Regions from separate parts of the Homo sapiens genome. Here region 2 is linked to region 1. The links are chromatin loops, found by intact Hi-C in ENCODE. Cell type or tissue: lower lobe of right lung. All regions are shown on one strand. Each heading gives the region's core, and the rest is flanking DNA. Links, peaks and the distances in the headings are about the cores only. Region 1 holds the start of CDH18 (cadherin 18). Region 2 has its middle 74 kb from the start of CDH18.

Region 1 (6,382 bases), core at 2,452-4,951:
CACTGTGTTAGCCAGGATGGTCTCTACCTCCTGACCTCATGATCCGCCCTCCTCGGCCTCCCAAAGTGCTGGGATTACAGGCATGAGCCACCGCACCTGTCCTACTCTGTAATTCTTAAACTGAAGAGAGATGACAGAATGAGTAAAGGTTAACTAAATTAGATCATCTTTCATAGTATAGAGATCACTTTTTTATCAATTTGTTTTCTCTTTTGTTCTTTTAACAAAAATACACAAACTATAGTTCTTGCTAACCAAACACATAAAATAAATAGTTGCAGAGAAATTTCCTATTGCTTTATAATTTACTAGCTCTTTTTCTTTATATAAAAATCAGATCACATATTTTGATATTATTCTTGTAAACAAAAATAGTAACTACATAGAGGTGATAGATATGTTAATTAGTTATAAGATGATCATTTCACATTGTATATGCATATCAAAATATCAAGTTGTATACCTTAAATATATAATAATTTTTATGCCAATGATATCTCAATAAAGCTGTTAATGAGCCAATGCACCATGTTTGTGCAGTTGACCGCTCTAAAAACTGAATTATAACAAGAGTTTTCTCTCTAAATTTTGTTTACATTGCTCCCTTATTCAGGTTTGGAAACATCACATAACTTGCTAAATTTTCAGGGTAAAATTAAGCATGAGATGCCATCTAAAGAGACAATTTTCTGAGTCTCTCTCTCAGAAAATGATCATAGTTTAGCATGACAATTTTATCTTTCCAGTTTCTATAGTCTGACCAGCATCAATCGTGTGTTAGATGTGTCTCTGTCTCCAGCTAAAATGATTCTAATAACTCTCCCAAGGTAACCCAAGTGGGAATTCAGTATCAGAAATGTCCATGCTTTCACTTTCAGAGATTAGTTCTGTAATAAATTCTGGTGATTGATACACTGTCCACTTTTTTGAAGTAATCTTAGACATAAAGAGAAAACAAGCACCTGCCTACCACCTGGCTTTCCCTAGCAGCAAATTCCACATTGGTTCACTTGTTTCCTTCTTCTTCTTCTTCTTCTTCTTTTCTTTTGTGTTTCTTTATTTGTTTTGAGCTGAAAATACAAGAGATGCACTAAGTGGCTGACAAGTCCACTTTTCAATGGCTAGGGAAAATTGGCACAGTTTCAGAATGTCAAACTCCAGAAGCCATTTAAACCCAGTGTGTATGCATCATTGGGATTGTGGAGAATCTAGAGCCCTTATTCCAAGAGTGTGGCTTCATAGATACAAATCCTTCCTTGATGAATGAATTCTTTCTCTAGAAATGGATTGTATTGGTTGGCAGTATTGACAATTCCCTCTGCATGTCGTTGCACTGAGGAGCAAGTGCCTGTTGACTTCCATTATGACTGTCCACTGGATGCACTTATTACAGTCTTATCCAGGGAAAACCACCAAGGAAGGCCAGCAAAAACAGGTTTTGTTTTGAAGTGTATCCCTAAGATGCTCATTGCTTGTGTCTCAGCCACTGCTTCAGTAGCAAGCTGGCAAACAAACATTTTATTTCATTCAACTAGAGGCAGTCAAATAAACAGAGTTAGGGTTTTCTAGAGAATGTCATAACGTGAATTTTAACAATTAAACTATAGGACCTCTTACAGACTTAAAGTTTCTTTTTCTATCCCTTTTATTTTTCATAGCTATTTCTTTCTTTGGGCACTCAGGGCTTCATCAACATAGAAAGATTGGAAATGTATTCTCTCATACCTCTTTCAATAAACAAAAATAAATTAAGAATTTGTGTCTGGACACTACACAAGGAGAATCCCTCATTTAAAACAGTAGCTGCATAATAAAGAATATATAATGCGCAATATAATACTGGCATATTATCTTGATGCTGCTGTTTCCGTTCCACTTTTTTCTAAAAGTTTAAATTTTGGAAATTTCCAAATTCTAATTGACTTCTAACATCTTCCTTAAGAGCAACAGAACACTGAAATGTGCAATTCCTTCCCAATTAGAAATAATTCAATTCCTGTTCTACCTCATTGCTCCTGTTGGTTTGTTTAGTCTTTCCGAAAGCTAAATCAAATTAAATCCTTCCACATTTCACATCACTCAAGCAAAATAGTCAAATATAACTTTAGCCGATTCAAACATTCACTCTCAGACCCAAGAAACTTCCAAGAAATACAACTTACCTTATCTTTTCAACCTCTTTGATCTTTCTCAGGGAAGAAGAAAAGAGGGGAGTAATTAGAAATTATACAACCTTTAACAAAAGTTTATCATAAGTTTGTACAAGGATACAGATTTTTTAAATCTTCACAGAGACCTGCTAAAGTGAGGATTGCCTTCCAGGTTTTAGAGTGGCCTCCTGAGGCTCAGAGAAGGGTAAAAGCTTACACAGGTTCACATGTAAAGGTATGTCCCAGCCGTGATTTGAATCCACGTCTTCTTGCCTTTAGAGCTTGTACACCCTATCACTCTACCTCTCTTAGTCTTAAGTCCTTGTTCCTTTAACATTCTGAACCTGGGCATTTGTAGTTTTATCAACTAAGCAGAAAAAGTAATATCTTTCTCTTAGTGTTTGCAATGATGGAGGGTCTTGTACAATTCTTATTATATCTGCCAAGGGGCCCTTAGACTAGTCATTCAATTTAGATAAACTCCTACACTTGTTTACTTTAAATAAGGATGCTTGATGTGCTCAATGGGTGAGTGTGGGTGACTTCGTGCGGGGAGAAAGTACTAAAGTTATTTCAGCTGTCCAGATCAATTTTGAATGCAGCCCATCAGACCTTAAATCCCTGTTATCAAAAGCTATGTACATTGCAAATCGATTTAATTTATTCTGGAGTGATAAGAGGTGAGAAGTTTGTGTGTGTGTAGGTTTCCTGGCACAATCAAAGGGGGTTGGAAAAGCATCACAGCTTCTATTCGTCTTCACAAATATAAATGCTGACCTCCAAGGGGAAGCTCTGTCTGATATAAACCCTCCATACCTTGAGTACTTTGGGTGAAGGCGTTAAAGGACATCACTCAAGCGAAATCTCATGGCTACCACTGGACTATGGATCACTGATGAATGAGCCAGCAGTTGAATGTTTAGCAGGCTGTGACGACTTTGCACGGGAATATGAAAATTTATTACCAGCTTGCCACATCAGCGCCTGCCCTGCCTTATTTCCTGGGTCCCTCCCGGTGGCTACTCCCACTCCATCTGACAGTCAAACCCCTCTCGCTCCCCAGTTTCCCCTCCCCCGCAGAGAATTGATGGTCTAAACTGTCACGGAGTCCTGGCCGTCATTTTTCAAGAAATCTGGTACCCAAGATGATGCCGTTGGATCAGGGATTTTATTTAGGAGTAGTAGTATGCGCTGAATTGTTTTCTACATGACCTTGCTGAGGGGGTTAAAGGGTGTCCGTTTTGCTTGCTGTGGAATTTGTGCAGCCCCAAAAGTATGCACGGTGGGGGGTTGGGGGGGAGAAGGAGGCAGAAGGGAAAGGAGCCGCGGAGAGGAGAGCCAGGGAGAAGAGGAAGGAGGAGAGACCGGGAGAGCGCAGCATCAGGCAGACAGGCGCCGCCAGCCAATCAGAGGCGCGCTCGGGAGCTGCAGAGACCCAGCCTCGGAGCCCAGGGCTCGAGGTGCGCGGAGCCTGAGTCTGGGCTTTCCGAGGACGGCGAGCAGCTGTGCCCAGAGCTCTGGGAAAGTCCCCTCTCTTTGCTTCTTATAAATTAAGTTCCTTTCCACCAGTTAGGGCAAGTCCGCCAAGGTAAGGCTTCAATAAATGACACTTTACTCTCTAGTGACATGAATATTTTTGTGTACAGCGGGGCTGCTTTACCCAGTTCTGAGTCAAAGCAATATTGGGTGAAATCTTCATCTCCGATGGGTTTCACAGGATCGAGGGCTGAGGGGAAAGTTGTAGCTAATGCAGGCTGCCTTATCGCTGGTATACATTTGAATTTTCTTATGCAGGAATGCTGCCATAGAGCCTATCGAATGCGAGTCTCAGAATCCAGCTGCGTGTCTGTTTATGTTTATCTGTGCCTGTGCTGTTGTCTTCCCTGAAGAAGTTGGAAGAATACTCTGCAAGGCACATTGCAATAATGATGGCATCAGTATAAGCTGTCATTTATGTCTATCTGTAAAAGTGAGGGGACGCATGGTCAGAATAGAAACAGGGGCACTGAAATTGAATTTTCGATAGTGCTTTTTTTAATTATTGCCTTTCCAGTATCCTCTAAAATTACGTGATTTCTGAGCACTGAAACTGCAGCAGGACAAGCCTCATTTATATTCTTTCATTCTTTTTTTTTTTCTTCCCACGAATCCCTGCCTTAAATGCTTATTAAAGCTTAAGATGAAACTTTTGCTTCTTTTAAAGGGCACTTATAAATGATGCATGAAAAGAAATTAGGTAGGCTCCTGTGATCAGCAACACACTTTATTTATGTTTGTTAACTCTCATTCATTTCTTTTTCTTAACTTCTTGTTTTAGTGTGGAAGTAACTATTATTTTGTCTTGATTTTTATGTCTGCAAAACAAGGTAAATTATGCCTTATGCGTGTGTGTGTGTGTGTGTGTGTGTGTGTGTGTGTGTTGTCTGTACAGATGTGGCTCTAGGCAAACCTCTCATATGTAACAGGTGAAAAAATAGAATTTTATTAGCTAGGGCTATTAAAATATTTTTATTTCAATGTCTCATTGCATTTAATGTTGTAGTCAAGAATAAATGTTCCTTGCTTTTTTCCTGTTGGAAGTCAAGAAAAAATAAAATAAAAATCTTAGCTAAAAGTATTATGGTTTTCGGTTTGCTCAGGTGATGGCATCACTGCTTTGAGCCGAGAGACAGATCAGAGGAAGATTTTGTTATGCAGCCAAAAAAACTAACTACAGGCTCTGACTGTGTTTTCAAACCTTTATTTTTCACTCTGGGATCACCCACAGATTTTTCAAAGCAGGGGACTTTGCTCCTGCAATAATTGTTCTTTTTTATTTTAGTGTATTTGTCTTACCAGAGAAAATGCTTAATTCTAAATCAGGAGTTTGAGGTCCAGCCTAGATCTTACATATACCTTGTTGGGATGTGGGAGGAAGAAGATAGGATGTGATACTCGTAGATAATGAGTTCCATTGTGTAACACTCTGGTGCTATCACCTATTATGATTGCAGTTGCCCTCAAGCCTCCTGTTGTTTATTTAATTCTGGATATCTTAATAATAAATTGACCTGGTATAGGTCAACTGATGCACTTCCCCTAGAAGACATTCACTTAGTGCACCTTGGTGAGTATTTTATGAACTATACTTCTGATGCTTTTTCTCAGAGATAGCCAACTTAAAAAACCAACCAAACAAACAAAAAGGAACTGATACCAATGGTCAAGATTGATTGCCTCTCTGAAAACAATGGGAGGTAGAAAATGAGCATTGGCTATTATACATGCAACAGAAATGCCCAGCTGAAGATAACCCAATAGCAAAGGAGAATATAATAGTAGAAGGACAGTGAGTGGCAGGAAACTCTAGCTGTAACTGTATCCAGTGCAGACTGATTATAATTAGCTATAGCAGTCACAAGTATGAGCAATAGCACCCGGTGCTAGAATGAAGTCCATACATTGTGCAATCTGGAAATTATTATTCCTCTCAATGACTGATTTCAAATAGATATAGTGGACTTGTGAGAATATATGAGTCATTTATTCCAACTTTATAAATTATTTAGATGAAAGCTGCTATAAATATAAAGTACTTTTTGTCCCATTGGCTGATATAAATAGCATTATTATGCTTTGCATTGATTTTTGCAGTCTGATGAATACAAACCACATGTTTGCAAGTTTTTGGGTCCCAACAGCTCTGTATTTAACTTATTGCACAGAAGTATACCTTAAGTATCTGCAACCTGACTTAACTGTCTTTCAGACTCTAAACATGCATGTAACACTTCAACCAAGCTAGGATAAAACATATTGAACTTATTGACCAGGAAAAACTTACTTCTTTTGAATCCATATATCTGACACAGTGAAGTCTAGTGAAGAATGAGAGAGATTGAGACATTAAAGACAAAGCATGTATATGGTGTTCTTTGTCTTTCTTTTTTTTTTAATTAAGTACAGAACTTTAGGCCCTCATGTGCTTAATTGTATGACTTCATTATACTTGCATTATACATATCTATAATACTGCATTTTAGATTAGGCCTTCTTAACCTTGGTGCTGTTGGTATTGTGAGCTCTATCATTCTCCTGGGGGACTTTTCTGTGTATTGTAGGCTCCTTAGTAGCATACCTATTCTCTACCCACTAGATCCCAGTAGTAGCACCTCCAACTTGTGTCAATAAAAAAATCTCTCTATACATTGTTAGACATTGTTAACTATCCCCTGGGGAGGATGCAAAATTAC
Region 2 (6,382 bases), core at 1,971-4,470, 74 kb before region 1:
AGTTTGATGATTTTGCCCAAACGTAGGCAAATGTAAGTGTTCTGGGCATTTTTACAGTAAGTTAGAGTAAGCTACAATGTTCTGTAGGTTAGGTGTATTAAACGCATTTTCAACTTAGATGCTTTCAACTTAAAATGGGTTTATTGGGGAATAACTTCATTATAAGTTGAAGTGAAGCCGTGTTATAATATTTAATGAATTTCTATTACCCTTCGCCTTTTTATTTAATAAAATTATAAGTGTCTAAACTACTGTATTCTCAGGATATTATGGGAAATCTACTTTTATATTACATAATTAAATTATTTAGAATATTAGTTTTGATATTGCTTTTAACATTTTAAGCCAAATCAATTGTATCTAATTAACATAAAACCTTTAAATGAAAGACGTCACAAATGACATTCCCCCAATAAGATTTTATAAGATACGTCACTTCCTCATTTTTTGATGAACAAAGATTCTCACGAGAGCCATTTTTTTAAACTTAACTTATAATAAGTAGAAAAAAATGGAAAAATTAATTCAAGAATTTAAAAAATATATCAATAAGTTTCCCTAACACTCTGATGAAAGCTGGGCAGTCATAAACCTGCAAGAAGAGAGAAAGCATCGTAGGGGTAGCTGGGACAATAAACTGTTATTTTAACAGTTTAGGAAAATTAATCACAAAGACCAAAAAATACAGAACTGGTGCATGAGAAACTTACTCCCAGTGATAAAGTTAATGTATATCAAACTTACTTATATAAACATATAAGAATAATATTTCTATTATATGTGGTCCTGTACTTTGTAGAGAATTTCATATCTTGCAAACATATTTTCAAGGGCATTATCTCAATTGTTTCACACAGCAGCCCAATGCAGTAAGCTGAGCATGTTCAGTGTCTTCACTGAAGACACTGTTCTGTTTAATACTGTTCTGTTTAACTTTCAATAGAAGTTCTGTTGAAAACCGAGAATCGGCGTTTAATTGGTAAGGTCACATATCTATAAACCTTCTGTGAAGCAAAAGAAGCAAGGCCTTCAGCTAAGCACCATGTCACCTATAGGTATCTGAAAAGTCCAACAACAAAACTTATAAACTCAGTCAAATACATTATCTGTAAACACACAAATAAAATCATACAGCAATTTTAAAATGAGATAAAATGTATTTCTAATCATAATAAAAGAAATTGGGGTTGTTGAAACACATCATTCCACAAAGAAGCTAACACTTGGCTTCCAAAACAGCCCCTGATTAAGAGCAAGAAACAAGAACCAAGATAAATCACAGTGACGAGCCATTTTATTTGCCAATTTTTCTTGATAAAGTCAATTCATCTTTTGCTCTTCAGTTTGTCTGTGTATAAAACAGGGAAAATGTCATCAGGCTTTTATGTTGCATCCTAAATCAAATAGCTAACTTTCAACCATGGTGTTTTCCATTTACAGAGCCCAGAGATTATTTGTCACTGCCATTTGATGTGCAGTGTGTTTGCTAAGACTTTAGAGAAAATTTTAACTGATAGCAGATTGTTTTTGTTTTCATAATAACACATTAAAGATACTCTTAAATTGTAAATATATTATTCCATTAATAGATAATTGTTCTGGAGTATAAAATATAACAAATTACAATACAACATAAGGAACAACACAAATAAATCATATGCATTCTTAAAACATGCTTTTAGTTCATTGTGAATATTTATTGATCTTATATAACTGTGTGCTGAACACTAAACTTACTGTTAAGTAGCAGTTGTTTCCCCGAGCACAATGGTGTCAAATTGTGAAGACAGACGAGTGTCCAGACAACATTTATTCAGTGCTTGTTTGGGGCTAGCTCCATGCTAGTTGTGGCAGATACAGTGAAAAGTATAAGGTTGGTACATTTATATCTAAAGATATTTAGGAATAGAATGTCTAGGTCTTGTTGAAAAAGGAACATTTAGTGTCTTGTTTAGTGTATGGCCTCAAGACAGTGCCTGGTACTCAGATTAACCAATATGATTTAAATGTTTGAAAGGCATCTTTGAATGGTCAAAGGGACTTTTCAGCTAAGGGGGATATTAAACAACTGATTACAATTTCTGAAGGTTGATTGCTTACTAGCAAAATGTGATGTTTGTCAATACCCAATGTGACTCAAGCAAATTTTTTTTCTACTGTGTGGACCAGGGTGCAATGTTGATTCTTTGGGATTGCTATGATACAAGATAATGGTAAATAAATGGGGATGCACATAAATAATGCATACACAGTGAAGACCTACAATTTCCCAAAACTGTTAATTCTTGAAATGCAGAGTTTATAAGATTCATAAAATCATTTATAATAAATTTATTTAATTTAATAAATTAAAAAGTATAGTACAGTGGCTTATAGTTTTATTTTTATTAGTGTTAAGGTACTGGGAATAATACTTTTCTGTGGTAATTGTATGGATATTTTATAAAATACTTCTCCATGAAATTTATAAGCTGATTCAATTATATCCTAGTGAAAAAATTCATAAATAAAAAAATCACAAGAAACTAATAATTGTTGAAAAATAGGCCAAAACATTTGATAGTCAAAAAGTATTTGATCAAAGACATAATTATTTTTATTTCTATAAGAAGCATATTGGTGTACCCCAGCCTGGGTGACAGACCAAGACTCTGTCTCAAAAAAAAAAAAAAAGAAAGAAAAAAGAAGCATATTGGACTAAATGCAATGTACATTATATTACATAAATATAAATTTAGAATGAGGTTTAAATGAAGAATAATTTACAACAATAAATTGAGAACATTTATTGCTTGTGCATTTCCTTCTGGAATGTTCTTAGCTATTATGTTATAGCTTGAAAAGGACTGACCTAAGCATTCAGTCCTAAATTTAATTTATTTAAAATAATTTTTGATGTGTAGATGTGTCTAACATTTCCTTTTGTATTCTAATTGTTTAAGATAATAGAAGAGCGATGCAAAACTTCTTTCTCTCTTTTGACAGTTGTTCCCAAGTCAGTAAAGGCTCATTTGGTTAATCTAGAAAAAAATCAGTGCCATCTCCATTAGCTTATAAGACAGTTCAGTAGAGAAATGTTCTCATGCTGGTTATCATGCATAATAAAATACCTTGATGAAGCAATCTGTTATCATCATCTATGAAGGTGAATACTGTACTATTGCTTTGAGTGTTTTCTAAGGCAGCACTCAGGATGCTGCTGTATTTGTTTTGGGTAGCAATTAAAGAGAACTGATTCCATCCAGCACTTTGGGAGGTCGAGGTGGGTGGATCACTTGAGGTCAGATGTTCAAGACCATCCGGGCCAACATGGTGAAACCCCATGTCTGCTAAAAATACAAGTAGCCCAGGCATGATGGCACATGCCTATAGTCCCAGTTACTCAGAAGTCTGAGGCAGGAGAATCATTGAACCTGGGAGACAGAGGTAGCAGTGAGCCAAGATTCTGCCACTGTACTCCAGCCTGAGTAACACAGCAAGACTGTCTCAATAATAATAATAATAATAATAATAATAATAATAATTCTGGGCTTAAAGATTAGTTTACTTTTCTCAAGTTGTATGATTTTAGGGTATTTACTGAGCCCCTCCAGGCCTGTTTTTCAAATGTGTAATATGGAAAATAACAATGCCTTCACCATTGTGTCATTGTGAGGATTAAATCAGTAAATCAGTGAACATTCAGTAATGCACTTAGGACAGTGTGTGACATGCAATGAGGGCCATGGAAGTGTTGATAATTGTCGTTGATTCCTGACCACTTCAAGGGCTAAGTCAGGACATGATCTCTAAGATGCTTTTCTGGAGTTCATATTAAACTAAAAGGAAAGAATAAATGGGACATTCACTTTCAAAGGTAGACTTTGTTTAACAGCCAGATGATTACTTATTAAAGCAATGCTATGGTTAATTTTTCACTTTGTAAGATGGATGTGGATAAGTCATTCCACTATTTTAACTGAATGCTAATATTTTTACCTATAGTCTTATTATTTGGCTTTAAATACAACCTTATATACATATTCTTTTTAACAATTTTAGTAATACAGGCAAATAATCCCACTATTGCCACTAATAAAGTGTGCTAATATTTGGCAAACATTTACTCAAATATTTTACTGCATGTACATCAAACAAGTTCATTTAAGAAGGCTACCTTTAAATCTAATTATTTATACATCTAAAATTAAAATAAATGAGCAGTCACAGCCACGACGTGTGTATGGAAGGTGGAATTGTTACTTTAATGCTTAATTTGGTCAATGTGTATTCAGTAAATATTCTGTAATTTTAAGTTGAAAGGAATTATACTTTGTGGATTTTAATAAAATTAATTATATTCATTTCTAATTGTGTTTATATGTATTTATTTTCATTATTTATTTCTAAATAATTTTTGTGGAGTTCTTAATATTTTTATGAAATTTACTAGTTTTTTATTTAAGGATTCGTTATAGGACTACTTTTATCCTACCTGAGAAATGGTATTGTGGGAGATATATAGGTAAATCTTTTCTAAAATTTTCAGAAGTAATTCTCCTTCACAGAGTGTATAAAACTTAATGAGAAACAAAATAATAAATTCAAACTGATCATATATAGTATATTTCTCAGAATTATTTGCGTGTATAAAATAGCCAAATAATTGCTTTCCTAAGTATTGAATCTCTGACAAATAGAAATCAGCTTTCTATTTTGAAGCATCTTTTTTTTTTCTTGCATCATGTTATCAGGACAAAATATCCTTTAGGAAAAATATCATTTGTGTCAATCATATAAAAAGCAGGTTTTCTAGAAAATTGTTGTTTTCTTTCAGAGCCATTTATTATATATTTTTAAATAGTATGATGAATAATATTTCGGTTGCCTTCACTTATATAGAATTGGGCACAGGTAGTTGAATGTAATTCTCTGTTTGATGCAAGTTTAAGTAGAATACTGTATTTTTATTTGCATTAAAAAGGACAATTTAATTTCAAATATAACATTATAATATTTTTTAAACTATTGCCTTCTACTAAATTATGTATGCTTGCCTACACGGGGCTCACATTTTTATCATGCATATTCATAATATTTTTCAATTTCAAAGTTAGTGTGAAAAATGTTATAGCACAAACAAGTAGATTTGTGTAACTAAACAATCATTATTTAAAGATACCAATCTGATCTTTATTTACATTCTTTTTTTTTCTTTTTTTGAGACAGAATCTCGCTTTGTCACCCAGGCTGGAGTGCAGTGGCGCAATCTTGGCTCACTGCAACCTCTGCCTCCTGGCTTCAAGCGATTCTCCTTCCTCAGCCTCCTGAGTAGCTGGTATACACACATGCCCTACCATGCTGGGCTGATTTTTGCATTTTTAGTAGAGACGGGGTTTCATCATGTTGGCTAGGCTGGTCCCGAACTCCTGACCTCAGGTGATCTGCCCACCTCGGCCTCCCAAGGTGCTGGGATTACAGGCATGAGTCACCACGCTCCGCCTATATTCTTTTAAATGTGATTTTTTGGTTCATGATATGAGTTCTAATAAGTTTTTTTTATTATATTTTAACTTGTGGGATATATGTGCAGAATGTGCACGTTTGTTACACAAGTATACACGTGCCATGGTGGTTTGCTACACCCATCAATCCACCATCTACATTAGGTATTTCTTCTAATGCTATCCCTCCCCTAGCCCCCCAGCCCCCGACAAGCCCCAGTGTGTGATGTTCCCCTCCCTGTGTCCATGTGTTCTCATTGCTCAACTCCCACTTATGAATGAGAACATGTGGTGTTTGGTTTTCTGTTCCTATGTTAGTTTACTGAAAATGATGGTTTCCAGCTACATCCATGTCCCTGCAAAGGACATAAACTCATTCTTTTTTATAGCTGCATAGTAATCCATGGTGTATATGTGTCACATTCTCTTTATCCAGTCTAATGGATATCCAGTCACTGATGGGCATTTTGGTTGGTTCCAAGTCTTTGCTATTGTGAACAGTGCTGCAATAAACATACGTGTGCATGTATCTTTATAGTAGAATGATTTATAATCTTTTGTGTATATGCCCAGTAATAAGATTATGGGTTCAAATGGTATTTCTGGTTCTAGATCCTTGAGGAATTGCCACACTGTCAAACCAATGAGAACAAAGACACAATGTAACAGAATCTCTGAGACAACTAAAGCAGTGTTTAGAGGGAAATTTATAGCACTAAATGCCCACAGGAGAAAGCAGGAAAGATCTAAAATTGATACCCTAACATCACAATTAAAAGAACTAGAGAGGCAAGGGCAAACAAATTCAAAGGATAGCACAAGACAAGAAATAACAGATCAGAGCAGAACTGAAGGAGGCAGAGACACGCAAAACCCTTCAAAAAATCCATGAATCCAGG

The links. Hi-C counts contacts between places; a loop is a spot of excess contacts. Peaks named below come from ENCODE experiments on the same cell type or tissue, not always from the same donor. Only the 100,000 strongest peaks of a DNase experiment are listed, where the experiment ranks them.
Region 2: it touches region 1 in a loop (5-fold over the local background); 1 of 110 quality-filtered maps calls a loop at or near these places.

Annotation. Positions count from the first base shown.
Region 1 is chr5:19,985,442-19,991,823 of GRCh38, reverse strand. It overlaps CDH18 (cadherin 18), which reads left to right and starts at 3,624. Exons shown (of 13, transcript NM_004934.5): 1 at 3,624-3,738. In lower lobe of right lung, for the core only: no CTCF peak of the experiment used is centred there; a DNase peak (open chromatin) is centred at 3,563.
Region 2 is chr5:20,059,283-20,065,664 of GRCh38, reverse strand. It overlaps a transcript of CDH18 not described here. Among named protein-coding and RNA genes, the nearest start is that of CDH18, 74 kb to the right of the region's middle. In lower lobe of right lung, for the core only: no CTCF peak of the experiment used is centred there; no DNase peak of the experiment used is centred there.